Regions from separate parts of the Mus musculus genome. Here region 2 is linked to region 1. A link is a contact called in ENCODE Hi-C data. All regions are on one chromosome and are shown on one strand. Each heading gives the region's core, a stretch centred on a gene start or an enhancer-like site at or near the end of the contact. The rest is flanking DNA. Distances are from core to core; before and after follow the strand shown.

What was found. A loop is a pair of places that touch in the nucleus more often than their neighbours do.
Region 2: a loop to region 1 is called in a map of mouse trophoblast stem cell, with 4 times the contacts of the local background. The contact joins the promoter of Kcnq3 here to the promoter of Oc90 in region 1. A Hi-C loop is called at or near these places in 3 of 37 maps with a recorded cell type or tissue (Patski and mouse trophoblast stem cell).

The regions. Positions count from the first base shown.
Region 1 is chr15:65,909,507-65,917,393 of GRCm38, forward strand. It overlaps Oc90 (otoconin 90), which reads right to left and starts at 2,781. Exons shown (of 15, transcript NM_010953.2): 1 at 2,733-2,781.
Region 2 is chr15:66,282,806-66,290,692 of GRCm38, forward strand. Kcnq3 (potassium voltage-gated channel, subfamily Q, member 3) reads right to left here and starts at 3,824. Exons shown (of 15, transcript NM_152923.3): 1 at 3,031-3,824. The coding sequence starts at 3,419. Gm27242 (a long non-coding RNA gene) reads left to right here. Exons shown (of 5, transcript XR_875391.3): 2 at 6,508-6,568.

The sequences.
Region 1 (7,887 bases), core at 1,531-4,030:
GAACCCTGCCACGCTTTATTATAGTTTCTTGTGTTCAGATCACCAAGTATTTGACTTCAATAGGCACCCTAATGCCCAACAACTGTATAGTTAATAGGATGCAGGAGATCAGAGGGATTTTAGGATAATTTTCTCCCTAGTTATAATCCCCTAAACAGTGGGAAATGGTTGGTTGATTTGTGCTTTAGATTGTGATTTCAGGACATCGTTTGAATGGCAATAGAGCATGTTCCAGGCTGCTGGATAGATTTGTAGATGTTGGGCATTGCACAATGGAGCTTGGCCAAGAGGGCATATAGAAACCCCCAAACAACTAGGCTAGACTCTCAAGTGTGCCCTCTGCAGAACACTTTTATAATGTGCTTCTCTAGAGGCAAAGGAGGTATTCCACAGTTTAGGGGTTGTCATGCTGCAGTCACCCTGCCCATAAACTCAGTTTACTCTGAGTGAGAAGACATGTGGACTGCAAGGTGGCTTCTCTACAAACCTGTCTCTAGAATGGCCTCTGGTGGCTACAAAATGGATGGGTATTATATGAAAGAAAGAGCAAGGAGTGAATGCTTGAAAAATCTGACTGGACTGAGCGCCCTCTAGTCACTGACTGCTATCTGATTTTCCTTCAGCACAATGCTCTACTGTATTCATTTCCTAAAACAGAAGAGCCCTTGCTGTCCAACAAGCTCCCCTGGCTCTTTGCAGAGCCAGCCTTGATTGCCTTCTGTTCAGGCTAAAGCCAGATTGAAATGAACGGATGATGAGACAAGTCTCCCAAAGGGCTGTGCTAAGGACCTCTATTAGTGTGCGGCAAAGGCATCTCAGTAGGAGGGGAATGAAGACCCTTTTGAAAATCAAAACTCATAAGACTTCAATGCAGTCACCATCTAGCACTTATAGCATCTTGTGGTCACTGTTTCTTAACTTGGAAGGGCCATGCATGGGCATCATCTTAGTCAAATTGCAAGTTTTTTAAGATGAAGCCTTCAAAGCTTGGAGGCTGGTGAATTATGGCACACAGGTCCCACTTGTGTCTGACTCCCTGTTACTGTGGTAGCACCTGCCTGGTAGCTCTTACAGGGCCCAAGTGAGTTAATCTCCACCCACAAACTGTGATAACTGAACTACAGAAGCTGCTCATGAAAAGGGGGATTGCAATTGCAGCAGCTGGCTACACTGTAGCCAAAGGCTCATCCTGTCCCCTTTTTGTGCTGAAGCCCTTGATAAAGTAGGGGTACCAGTTAGAGCTGCCATCTTTGACCCAGGTCTCAGGAGTGTACTCCCCCCACTGTCCTTGATCTCAGGCTACTTAGGCTGAGGGCTACTTGACTTCTACCTCCTAGAATTTATGGGAGCGCAAATAAGAAAAGTCACTGAAACATAAGGCATGGATCCACGACTAGTCTATTTTAAGAAATAACTTATCATAGAGAAGAGAGGAGAGTGGTGGGGAGGTTGCTTTGTACAGAGTTTCAGTTTGGGAAGGGGACATATTCACTTCTGAAAGTGACAGTGAAAATGATGATAGAAAAACAAAAATTTACTTCACACTACTGTCCATTGAAAATGGACAAGATGGTAAATTTACATGTATATATGTGTGTGTATGTATATATATATATGTGTATATATATATATATATATATAACATATATTGTATATGTTATAGATATCCTAATATACTATTTTAACTAGGTTATAAATTTATGGATCTTGTTCCTTGCATTAATTGGATCACGATTTGTGTCAGGTGGCCCACCAAACGTGCTCCATGCACTGTCCAGAAACAAAACCTTAAGACTTAAAAATAAAAAAAACAATATAAATATCAACATGCCAAATTGTATTTAAACGATGGACAGGCACAAGGGAAGCAATGTGAATGCCAATGTCTGTGCTTCAAACCATTAACCAATCCAATCTAAGCCTTTGCTCTGTGGATTCTACCCTCACCTGTCTGGTCAGCTGCATGATCCAAAACAATTAGCTTCCTGATTGTTGTTACAATTTAGTCAGGAGGCCTATATCTTGTACCCCAAGGCTGCCCTTTGTGGCCATCCCCCAGTAGAATCAAGGCCACCTTCTGACAACTTATCCTGTGGCTACTTGACTTATCCTGTGGCTATCTTGGAACCAGACCATGATAATTGGCCTGGATCCTCCAGGCTCAGTTGCTGGATGGATGGAGCTCATTTTTATGAGTAACAGTTTGAGACTCCTGGAGTTGATCCAGGAGAATCTTGCCATGAGTTACCAAGTAGGAACTCTATCCTCAAGTCCACTGATCCACTGCAGGCACCCTAGACACAGTTGTTGACCCACAGATTTATGGGGCCCTTGCTGAAGTGGTGTGTGTGGTAGGGAGGTTGAGCAAAGGAGTTCCTAGTGCAGTTTAGCAAGTGTTGTCAACTTGGCACTGCATCTCCTTCTACCAGGACCCAGAGTGCTTTGGAGTTCAGCAACACCCTAAGTACCATCCAGGAATCACACAGTGCTAAAGATTTGACCCTTCTTTCCTTCTCATCTTTTCTTCTCTCCTTATTCCCTCTTTCACACATCCACTTCTGCCATCTAGTTCTCTTTTCTTTCCTCTTTCCTTCTCTCCTGTCTCCCACCCATATCTGTCTTCCTTAATCTATTTCTTCCATCTATCTGACCCTGCCTCCTTCTCCTTTCCCATTCCACCTTCACTCTCTTCTTGCTATCTCGTTATGTGATCACAAGGAGGAGGTACCTACCGTGAAGTGAAGCTCCACTCGAAGGCTGTTGAATGATCCAGTGTTGCTTGGCTTTGAGGAAATGGGGACAGTGTCTTTTATATTTCAGTCAAAGACCCCTGGTCATGTGAGCACCTTCTCAGACTCATACCAAGAGCTTTTCATGCACTCTGGCAGGTGGGCTGCATGGGAGGGGAGGAGGTATCATAATGCCATGCCTTGGCACAGGTGAAGGCTTTATATTAAACAGTTCCATCTTGAGCCCTCTGAGGAGACCCGAGCTCTAATTAAAGAACAATGGCTGCCTTGTTCCATACCCCCCACCCCACTTCAATGTCTCAGAGACTCTCTGATTATGTCTGAGGATCACAAGGGAATAACTCTGGAGGCCGAAAGATGTTGAAAGTCACAGGCTCCCTTGCTAGGAAAAAGGCAGGCTTTGTCTTGCCTAGTCATTACGACAGTGACTCTTTAGAAGTCCCTGCTTAGACATGGGGATTTGCTTTCTCATTCCTTTATAGTTTTCTATCCAAGTTGTGGGGTACAGTCAAATGGGGGCTTTATAATTAAACTCCCTAGGTTCTACTTCCAGTCCCACTGAGCTCCATCTTGGCTTTCATGTCTGCTACATGGAGGTCATCCATGCACTTAAAAAAGCTTTAGGGGCTTTTCGGAATCTTCCCTTCTCTGCATAACTCTTTGTAGACCACTTTCCTTTCCAGTAGTGTGCCACCAGTGGTAATGAGGACTTTGTCCTTGTCTCTACAGTCATCACAGCAGGATGTTTGTGTAATCTTAGGGGGAGAGAATGGAGAAGCAAGTGTTTACAGAGGTATTTATCCCATCTCACATATGCTATCACATTTGACACAGATCAAGTCAGCCTGGCCATGAATCCTCTGAGGTTGAGGCTCTTGAAGGAGCAGAACTAGTCAGATGGCTGTGTCAGGGTCAGTGGAGTCTTCCCAGAAGACTCCACATTGAAGGGCTTCTCCACATAAGAAGTTGTCCTTGTGTGTTAGAACTTCTGTCTGTATTGGCCATTAGGTCACTCAGATGCACTGAGGGTCGGAGCTATATTTGCTTAAGTCGTATTCAACAAACGCAGATGAGCTACTGTCTCTAAAGCTGTCAAGTCAGTGGGACACAGGTCTCAAAACAGCCAAACTGATCCTCTGTGGATCTCAAGAACATTGCTACTAAATGATGTGAAGGCATTAACAATCTACCTAGGAGGGAAGTTCTAGACATTTGCAGAGGAATAGAAGATTTTTCTCCCATAGCTTGTAAAAGAATGTTATGGTTTAAATATGAACTTAGCCTGTAAAAGGATGTTATGGTTTCAGTATGAACTGTGCTCCACCATAGGCAAATGTGGTGAGTACTTGGTCCCCAACTAGTGACACTATTTTCAAGAAACTTTGGGAAGTAGGACCTAGCTAGAGAAAGACTAGTAAATTACTACCAGACAGATCTTGTTCCTGGCTCTTTGACTGTCTGTCTGTCTGTCTGTCTGTCTGTCTCTCCTTCCATTCGTACCTCCTTATCTCTCTTTCTTACTCTGCTTTCAGTTGGCCATGGGACAAGAACCCCTCTCTGCCATGTGCTTCCAATGTGCCAATCGCAGGGGTGGGGCAAGCAAAGTTTAAATCTTCAGAAACCAGGTGCTGAAACAAATTGTTCCTACTTGAGATTTTCTATCAGGTAATTTTTCCACAAGGAGGTAAACATATCTAACAGAAAGAATGTATTTTAGAATCTGTTATTGACACTCTTGTTCAAAGGATTCTTTTCATTGGGTAATGTCTTGCCCATTAAAAGATTGCCCATGCACCTATTGGATGCCTGTGGTAATCCCCACCAGACCCTCTAAACAACATAACTAGACATCTCCATAATGCTAAATATTGTCTAGAGCTATAACTTTCTATTTTCTTCTGGTAGAATAGAGTGAAAACTGAGTTTCCCTAGAAACACAGACAGAAGACAGAGTTGTTCTCAGTAAGAGTTTAATGACAGATTCCACTATGAAAGCAGCTGAATTCTTTACTCACACGAGCCCAGAACTACACTTTGCAGAAAGAGAAAAATACATGCAATTATATAGAGACATGCTCTGGGACTGAGATGTGCTCTCTCTCTCTCTCTCTCTCTCTCTCTCTCTCTCTCTCTCTCTCTCTCTCTCTTCCTACTACTTTCCTTTTACTTCTCTTCCACTCTTTCTCTTGCCAATATAGATTTTCCTTTGTGTCATGGAGTATATAGAAAAGCTCCTTTTCCTTCCAGGAAGAGTGTAGTTTAAGTCCAGGTAATCACATAATCTACTTGGTATCTGGGGCATACAAATTTTCCATCTACTTTACCTAATTAGATAAGCACTGGTAGCCATATATCCATGAATTAGAATCCCAGTTCTTTGTCATCTCCTGAGGCTTGTTACTCTTCTTCCATATCACATAAGTCAAGATATACTTGTTTTAAGTCTTTCTTAGGCTCTGGGAGACCAGCAGACTCAACCACTGGGCAAGCAGTTTGCATGTGGACTTTGTGTGTTTTCCACCATTGTTCACTCAGAAGGTATGATTGTAGAGAACTGGTCCCATATGGACCTCTGAGCTCTTGTCTAAATACACTATCAGATCCCAACACAAGCTTCTGAAGTACTCCATATTTGAGCTTTGTCAAAGTATAGTCATGGCTGGTTAGTAGTCTCAATAAGGAGAGTAGTTGAGTCCACATGGGCTCTCCTCAAGAAAACAGCCTTGCATGTAGGCTTGAGCTACCAACCTATCCTAGGTGATAAGTGGCTTTCTGGAGACCTTTGGCCATCCTTTTATTGTCAGATAATTCCACCAGAGAACAAGGAGACAGTCTAAAAGCTGAATAGAAAGTCTGTTTTGCCAGATTGCAACTGCATGTGAAATTTGCCCAAATCATGTAGCCCTGAGACTTATCTTTCTCTGCCTTTTATGCATAAAAACTATACCTTGGTCACACACTTCAGTTACCAACAACAGTTAGTGAGGAAACTACAGAAGTCAAAGAGCAAGGTTAGTATATTTAAAGTCTTCCACAGAGCCTAGCCTGGGTCTTTAATGAATTAGAACTTGACTCCCATTTTGGCAGGTAGTGGGAGTCTACATTGCTGTAAGGTCAGAATGGTGTCTCTAACATGGTGTCAGTTGTGCTAAGGTCTCAGGGCCTGTTACTCTTTCCTCCCCAAAGCCCTTAATTGATATGAACTTTGTCCATTAAAAAAATGGCCCAGCCAAATTAACTTAAACACACTAAAAGGAACATCCTTTTTACTCCATTGAAGTAGGCATCCTTTTTGCTCCTTAGAATACTGGTTGTAATTACCTCATCTTTGCAAACTCAAAAGGTCATTTCTTAGCCACCCAAATCATAACAACAGGTACTAATGAGCTTGACAGCTGTGTAAAAGTCTTAAAAGTGTTCAGACTAAAAATGGACCTTTCTGTCTTTCTGGATGGGAATGCACATGCTGCTTCTCCATACATGCCCAAGCTCTATGCCCTGAGCCCCTTCTTGTTCATGCAAAGAAGTATCAGGACATTCAACTATCTTCTGGAAGAAGGGGCTCTTTAGTTTTTGGATTATAAAACTAAAGAATGCTTTAGAAAGAGACCTATGATAAGAGAGGGACACCAGGAGAAAAACTGGCCTTGGTCATGAAGAGCAGAGGGTTCCCCATTGGACAGTTGGAGCGAGCAAAGCTGCTTAGATATGCTTTATACAGACATGTGCATTTAGTGGGAAATCAGAGGACTAGGAATAGTGGAAAGGGACCTGATACAATTAAGGGGCCTTTTCAGTATGTGGGTGTGCAGAAAAATCTGGTTCAGCAGGTAATAGGTATTTAAAGGAAGTTCTGACCCCCCAGCTCCCAAGAAATCACCCCTAACGTCTGGAATAATTCAAAAGGAGCATCTTTACATAATGAACTCCAGGTTGCATGTGTAGTTTATGCAAACATGGGACTTATAATGGGCTAGGAGTACTCAAATCCAGCCCTTCAGTCACCCCATGCTTAAATGACCAGACACCTAGGTTCACGAGTTTCTGTGCTGACAATGCTCCACATGTATTATATATTACCCATGTATATTGTATGCATTATCCCATATTATTGCTGAGGAGTGATGTATAATAATTGTATGTGCAACCAAATGTCAAGGAGAACAAGAAGCCCATGCCTGAGCTCTTCTGGAAGCTTCTCTACCTGTCTTTTTCTTTCTATGATACACAGTGTAGATATATCAGTTTTTCTGAGCTCTGCTATCTATCTACTGAGTGTCTGAGCCCTGGGGTTTTCTAAAGGATGACAGAACACAGTGGGACATACAGAAGAGAAGTCAAGACGGGAGGGAAGTCAAGATCTCCACATCTCCATGCTTACTGGAAATGTCTCCATCACCTCTCCTTGGGACCTTAGAAGAGAATCTTGATGCTGTAGCACTATAAGTCTGATTAGATGTATGTAGCCAAGTAGTCATCAGTTGTACAGTGCCATATTGAGAGCTCTCTGGAGTGTGTCAGGCCTTTTCAGTTTATCATCTTGTGGGCTGTATGCACAGTAATATGAAGCCTACATCCCAGTCCTCCTGGTATCAAGACTGCTGCAGGCATAATGGTAGGTTCTCAAACCCAAATCATAACTTTCCTTTGCACTGAGGCAAGCAGAGAAGCCTGGTGTTACTCCATTGATTATAAAGCTTCTGCCTTTGTTGCATTACACAGATTGACAGGACACAAAAGTTCTCTGCTTCCAAAGAAAAACCCTTCCCTTCTACAGATGACTTGGCTCGGGCATGCTGGATTCTGAAAAATACAGCTGAGCTGGAAATGAAACCAGGGTGAAGGTTTGGTGCCAGAAGTTACTGTTAGGTGCTCACACAGACTTGCAGACATTCTCAAGACATTTTTGCTTCAAGGCTGAAAGAGCAAGAAAGGGCATCAAGATTGGAATAGAACAGAGACATAAAATCAAACAGTACCAGCTATAGTTCAGGTTCTTCTTGAGGGAAAGCACAGGTCAGGTCCATTCTAAGGGATTCTTAGGAGAGCCCCCTTGCGGCAGCAGAGTGGAGGAAGGCACAGCTATGCGTTTTCACTTTCTGCACAGCTGCTATTGCCCTAATACCCAACTGTATCC
Region 2 (7,887 bases), core at 2,574-5,073, 370 kb after region 1:
CAGCTGCTTACTGCTGTCGCTGTTGTAACAGTAAAGCTGTTATAGCAAAGTCTTGATTAACTAGAATCCTGAGAGAATTCTGCTATGTATCCACACAGCAAATGCTTACTAAGTACCTATCATGGGTTCTATGGTCTCCCAGGGCTTGAGAATAAAAAGAAAACAGAAAAGAGAGAGAGAGAGAGAGAGAGAGAGAGAGAGAGAGAGAGAGAGAGAGAGAGAGAGAGAGAGAGAAATACATCCCACTTTCACTCTCAAGAAGCTTTTGGGTTCATGGGGCAGAGAAGCAAGCTCATCAGCTCAAAGCAGCACACATAATTCTATGCCTGGAGAAGGCATAGGGGGCAACTTGAGCCTAACCAGATTGAAGGCTGAGAAAAGGTACCTAGTGAAGGTGAATAGCTAGGAGCAGGGGATGGGCCTTTGAGGCATAGGAAGCAAGATGGGAGAAATGATTGATTTTCACGTTTATATTTAGGACAGAAAGGGGAGAAAGAAACCTCACTTGACAGGCCTGGTTAATTTACAAAAGAAAGAGAGAGTACTGAACTATGAGCTCATGGTCAACCGAATTTCTTGGTCCCCTCCTGCCATTAGCCACAGCCCAGCACAGGATAATGGGCACTTCACAGTCTGAATTTTAAAAATTCTGCAAAATCCAGAATTGTCAATGAAGCTGTGTTCCCTTGTCTGGGCTCCTCCTGAGCTTGAGGAAGGATGTAAAATGAAGCCACTTGGTAAGCTTATCTGAGTATTAGGAACCCAAACCCAGCCCAAGAAGAGCTTTCCTATAAAGCATATCTTTAATCAGAAGCCACAAAACCTAGCCCCAGCCCACTTCCCATTTTCCTAACAGTGGCTCCTAGGTTCTGATCGGATCCTGGTTTGATTTCCTACTTGAGCTAGAAAAAATGATTATCAAGAGCCTTGCATTATCAATGGGCAATGGGCACCCAGCAATGCTCAGCAAAATGCCCCAAGGATCAGAAATGGAATCTGAGTACAGCCAGAAAGCCAGATATGTTTAAAATCATTATCCCTGCGATGCTGGACAACTGTCTTTATCTCCTGCAGCGGTCAAATTTTCATCCATGAAGCATAAGTTACAGGCATTACCTCATTGTGGTCACGTGAGAAACAAGCACAATGTGTATTTATCTGACAATTCTAATGGTCTTAAGTTTTGAGGTCTTCTCTGGGAAATTCTGGCTATAGGTTTGGCACTTACAAGCTGGTTTCTGAGATATGAACAAGCATACAGTAAAATAACATTGTAGCTGATTCTATAATAGTCTTTATCTATTCTCTCTGCAGACTGGGCAAGGCAAGGCTTCAGATTCCAGCTAGAAAAGGTGGGAGGAGAAGAAAGAGGGAATCTCAAGCTTCAATTAAACACCAGGCTCCAAAGGCATTGAACACACACTGAACACAACTTTATGCAAAGGGACATAGGACCTGCTCTCAGATAATTTGTTCAACCTTTTAAAACTACATATACCCTAGCATTTATTTCATTTCAATTTGAACATGGTTCTAGAGACCAAAGAATGAATGCCAGCTAAACCTCATTTCACTATGAAAGAACAACACATGTTAAGCTTTGGGTCAGATGCTTTCTGAAAATACAGAGGAATCAAAGGCTTGACCAACCAAAATCCAAGTCCCTGGCAAGGTACGTCATCCTTATTCTTGCTGCTTCCTGAGTTTTCAGGGATGCATTCTCGAAAGGCTTTTGTAACCTGGAAGAAACCTGTTGCACAAAACTGCGGTCCTGTGTGGACGCCCCACCTGGTGGCCAAACCAGGAAAAGCTCTTCCAACCTCAAAAGGCAGGCAAGTACTTAAAAAACAGAAGACATTCCCTGACTTCTTCCCTCTTTGTCAGTTAAGGGTCAACCGGAGGGAAACCAATTGCCTTAAATTGGAAGGGTCAAGGTAATAGTCTACTTCCTACCCAAACCATGACAGCCATACAGCTTCCTAAGCCAAAGCCAGGAAGCAGCTGGTATCAAGAAGTGCCTTGTCACACACATCCAAGGTGTTGTGGCACTCAGGATTCCAGTCCTGGGTGAGGAATCCCTCTGATAGTAAGTACCCTCTCTTCCTTCTTAAATACGGGTGTGTATTTTGCATCCCAGGAGTCGGTACATCTGAGTTCCATTTTTCTTCCGCCCTAGCATTTACTTTCTGGGCTAGCATGGAGATTATTTCTAGAGGAGTCCCAGGGGACAAACTTCCCACCGGACTCTTGGGTGTCCAATGCCCTGGTCAGCCAAACCACAGATGGGCAACAGTTGTACCTACAGAGATGGTAGAACCTAAACTATGGGATGTTGCACATAAATCATACGGATGTTCCAGCATCAAATAGCTTCACCTTACCTATGGCTCAGCTAAACCCTTTGGACTAAGCTTGGAAATCCCGCCCCTTTTCTATTCTCCTATTCATTTTACTAAAAGAACACAAAGACCTGCATTTTGGTCTGTCTAAGCCCCCAATTAAAGCCAAACCCATTATTCTTTTACTTCAGCATCCATTCCAAGGAAGGGAAGCACACACATGGAACACGCACGTACACAGGCACTATGCCTATGGGCAGTGTGCACCGCTACTATCCTCAACTCTGGGATATATCATCTAAATTGAGTGGTGATTGCAAGCTATCCACCCCAAGAAGAACCGGTGCTTCTGAAAGGACCGTTTTTGTCCCACTCAACTGCTTCATTAGAAATATCATCTATTTCTTTTAAGCTTCCATGACAATATCCCAGAACATACAATAAATGCGCACTTTTGCGCACTCGCCAGTTCAAATCTCCAACTCAGCTTGAAAGCCTGCTGTCCCAGGCACCAGAAACACTCCGTCACACCGCAGAGAACCATTGGCTAAGGCCAAACTGGTGTCCCTCCATCCCCAACCCAAGCCAGAGAGCACTTCTGAGTGGCCAAAGACACAACACTATGCCAGCCCTGGCCCGAACCCTAAGGTGCACGGCCGCCAAGGGGCGCCCCGAGTGGCCAGGTACTCACACAAGCGCGTGGTAGAGCAGCGCCCAGCCCCGCGGTCTCTCCAGGGCGTCATAGATCAAAGTTTGGATGCGCCTGTACTTGGCGTTGTTCCTCTTGACTGGGCGGCTCAGGGGGGTCTTTGCCAGGAGCCCGATGCCCTGCGGGGTCCTCCTCTGCCCCTCTTCGCGGCCACCGCCCTCCAGCAGCAGGGTCCCGTCTTTGTCGGCTCCGGCCCCTAGCGCCAAGGTGACTTGCTCCACGTCTCCTGGCGCCAGCCCCACTTTCCGCTCCTCGTCGCCGGCCACCGCCGAGTCCCCTCCAGCAGGGTTAGCGGCCCCGCCGCCGCCGCCGCCCCCTTCGCCGCCGCCCCCGCCAGCCGCCCCCGCCGCCCTGCGAGCCTTGAGACCCATCTGCCTCGCCCCCACCGGGCGCTTCGCCTTCTCCGCTGCTGCTCCGGGAAGTAGGAGCACTTGGGGTACGTGGACGAGGCGGCGGCGGCGGCTGCAAGCCCGGGAACTCCAATGCCATGATCCGCGCGCCCCTCCCCGCCCACCCCCCCAAAAGCAGGCAAAGGCGGGCCTCCCGGGGGCCAGAGGAGGTCGGGTGGGGAGTCAAGGGGTCACATCCCGAGCGGGTCCTCTGTGGGACCCGGAGGGGCGCAGGAAGCCGGGGTCCACGGGGAGCCCGTTGAGGGCGCGCGAGGCTGGCGCGGTGGCGCTAGGGCGCGCGACGGCGGGAGCCTGGCACCGAAGCTCCAGGGAGGCGGCGGCGACGGCGGCACCCGGGCCGGCGAGCCCGAGACAGCATCGCAGTTTATTTACAAGCCCTGTGCCAGCCGTCCTCCCGCCCGCCCGCCTGGCACACGCGCCGCCGCCTCCTCCCTCCTCCCCTCTCCCGCCCGCGCCCAGCCCGCTGCTCTAGCCCTAGCCCCGCTGCAGCGGCAGTAGCAGCAGCAGAAGCAGGCGCGCCCGGGCGGAGCGCTCACCACCCGCAGCGTTCTCTGCTTCCCTCCCTCCTTCGCAGGGGTGGGGCTCCATCGTCCCGCCCCTTGGTTGCGGGAGGCCCAGGCGGGGCCCCGCCTCTCCCCGCCGCCCCCCTACCCAAGACAGCCTTGAGGTCCAGCATCACCAGGGCTGTGAGGCCTCTACTACTGCTTCTGCTGGGTCATGAATCCTGAGGCCGTGAAGCGGGAGCTCCCCAGACCCCGTGGGCGTTGGGGTTTCCCCTGAGCGAGAGGAGAAATTAAAAGGGAGTAGATAGAGGCTGAGGCTGCAGCTTTATGTTCAGTCTCCACCCTCCACCTCCTCTGCTTGCCTTTGCAGGTAAAAATCCAAGTTGCTCGGTTAGACATGCTCACACCTCACCCACTGGCTCGGTGATTGCAATGCTTCTTCTATTCCGGGCTCCTGGGGGCTACTGCTTCTGGTAGTTTTGGGGTAGCCCCTTGTACAAGTAGGTGGGAAGACAGCTGAGAAGCGCATGTGAACATCAGAATCAGTATCCTAATTTCTTCCTGGCTCCTAAATCCTGCTGCAGGCAAGCCAGTCATGCCCTCTGACTCCATTAGCATCCTTCAGGGAAAACACTGAAATCATGGCAGTGAGTTTGTCCTACGTACGACAGAGTACTGCTCTCCACCGAAGGTTTGAAACCCTTGAATTCATAAAACCTGAGTGACAGACAGAAGGCCAGAGCTAAAGCAAGTGTGAGCCAAATTATTCCTAGTGTGGAAACAGAATCACAGGAACCACTGGGCTCTGTCCTAGGAGTCCCCATTGAGGAGGTGACACGCCTTAAGGTGAGATTCAAGTGGCAAGGTGGGAGCAGTTATGACAATTTCAAAAAGAGCCTTCTAGACAGCGGTGTGGAGGAGAAACGTAGTTCAGGTTTGCTGACGGCAGAGGAAGCAGTCTGGTCAGTCACTGGCACCATTGGCAGAGGGCAAGTGCCTCATTACCCAACAGGCAAGTTAGGGAAGCCCTCCTCCTGCCCTGGGGTACCATGACTCCTTACCGCCCAGTCTTCCCTCATGACTGTCAGGTGGAGTAGAGAGGACAAGATAGCTGTGAGTAAAGTTGGGAATCCAGTCTTAGTCTACAGGGAAAAAGCAGGTGTCTGCCTAGGAAAGTTGGATGAGCAGGGCCAAGGAGAAGCTGAAGAGTGGGGGACATCTTAGGGTTTTACTGCTGTGAACAGACACCATTGACCAAGGCAACTCTTCTAAGGATAACATTTAATTGGGGCTGGCTTACAAGTTCAGAGTTTCAGTCCATTACCATCAAGGCGGGAGCATGGCAGCATCCAGGCAGGAGGAGCTGAGAGGTCTATATTCTTAGTAGCTGGGAGGAGGATCTCAAAGCCCACCTCCACCATGACACACCTACTCCAACATGGCCACACCTCCAAATAGTGCCAGTCCTGGGTCAAACATATTCAAGCCATCACAGTGGGCACCTGTAGAATGGAGAAAAAAAAAAAAAAGAAGTCAGAGAAGGGAGGAGCCTCCAGAGATTCTCTAGAAGAGTGAAAGTGTTGACTCTAGGATTGGCATAGCAATAAACTGCTTGTTATGCTAGAATACTTTTCCCAGCAGCGGACTGTAGTATGAGAATGAAACAGAGAATTGGAAGACTTGTGGCCATCCTCAATAGAGAAAGATATTTATTGGTTAGATGGGAGGTATGTGTCTGAAACAGCCTATGGGACCTGACCTTAGTTCAGAGCAGGGTAGCCCTGGTCCCTTTATAAGTAAATCAATGATTCAGGATGAGTTGAAACAGAGAAACAAATCAGAAAAAAAAAATTCTGAAGAGAAAAGGCTAAAGGAAAAGGAATTGTCTGGATTAGAAACACCCTCACACACACCAGACAGCAACATGTCCCAGCTTTCCTATGGTACCTGTCAGCAGACACACATGACTGTGCTGTAGATGGGTTGGGTGTATCTCCCAGGGAGCTCTGCATTGAGATTTGAATTGTGAAATACAGAGTGGAAAATTAAGTTAATCAACTTCTGGTGTTTGGGATTGAATCAGGATTAGAAAATAACAACAGGATGAGGCTGTCATAATGGATGCTTGGTGGCTTTGTAGGAAGAGAGAGAAAAAAAAACATAAGTCACATCTCTTTCTCTTCCCATGAGTTGCCTCCAGGTATTAAGGCTAAAGAAGACTATTTAAAGATCCAGGCCCTTGTCTATGGACAAAATCATAGCCCAAACAAACCTCTTTTCTTTGCAAGATACCCAGCCTCCAGTAGTTCATAATAATATCCTTTCTGACCCAATTCAACACCAAACACTCACAAAACAATCTTCCCATATATAGAAGTTGCTGTTTGAAAATTGCCCTTCCTCCTCAATTCCTTCCTATTTTATTAGTTGGCCTATTTTATTTGCTATTTGTATTTGCCACTACCTAAAACTATCGTGTTTATATTTTGTTTCCTCATTTCCTGTTGTTTTCTTGCTATGGTTTGACTTTTATGTGTCCTCCACAGATCTGTGCATTGCGTGCATTGCTCCCACTTGATGGCTCCATCATAGGACACTTAGGAGGAGGTGAGACCTAATTGGAGGAAGTAAGTCACTGGGGATTGAGTTCCTGATGTGTTCCATTCATCACTGATTTCTGTATCTCTCTGTACTTCCTGTCCACCATTAAGTCAGAAGTCTACCCTATTACTGTGATGTTCTGGCCAGACACATGGGGTCACGCAACTATGAACTGAGCTCTCTAAAGTGAAGGGTAGAATGACATCTTTCCTCCCTTAGGTTGTTTATCAGATCCTCTGTCACAGTGATGAGAAAAGTAGCTAATATTCCCTCTAAACAAGATCAAGGCCTAAGCATCCTAGAAGTAGATATGTCCTGGGATAGCCTCTTCATTCTCAAATGAAGCATAAATAAGTGATGGGTAAAGGAGCAGGGTCAAGCCACCAGCACGCAGTCAACATATGTTTTCATGTGAACATTTTAGGGGTTTTGTTTTGTTTAATTGGGAAAGTCTCTGTTCTCAGTAAGGCTTAGTAATTTCAAATTAAGACCACTGAATTTACATTGATAGTGTCCAAAAAGCCTCACTAAATAAGCACACAAGATGGGCCTCAGGGCATACATAAAAAGGCATAGAAAAACCATGAGTGGTCTTGATTGTCCCTTTGACTCACCTGGGCAGAGCCAACCTCAAAAGTGGATTTACTGCCATCAGATTGGCCTAGGGCATATCTATAAACATCTTGGGTGCTAGTCAGTGTAGGAGTACTCAGCCCACTGCGGGCAGTGCTATCCCTAGTTAGGTTGCCCTGTGCTAGCTGGAGGTAAACTTGGAGTAAGCAGAATTTCTCCCATGGTCTCCACATAAAGCTCCTGCTTTGGTTTCCCCCAATGATGGACTGTAACCTATAAAATGAAATAAACTCTTTCTTCTCCTAGGTGGTTTTTTGTTGTTGTTGTTGTTAGTGCTTTATCAGAGCAATAGGAATAAAATAAGGACAGAAGCATACGATTTTATTACTTGGCATTTAATAAAAGAAAAAAAAATTGAAAATGGCACCTTGGACTTTCCAGTACATGAGGAGTTTTGGTGGAGACACAAAGGCCATTGCCATGCCTCTCATAAAAGGATGAAGCAAACTCAGTATCAAAGTTATGACTCTGATCCAATTAAACCTAAGAGTAGAGGATCTGCCAGGCATCTGAGTCTGGAACATTGATTTACTTCAATGGTTTTATAATCCAGTGGAGAACACTGTTCAGATTTCTAATAAAGGGCTTTAGAAATATCATAAAAGGCACAATGTGCAGTAAGTACCATTTGAGGGGCCATGTACTTACAACACAGTGCAGATTTTAGCTAAAAGGAGCCATATGTCCTATAT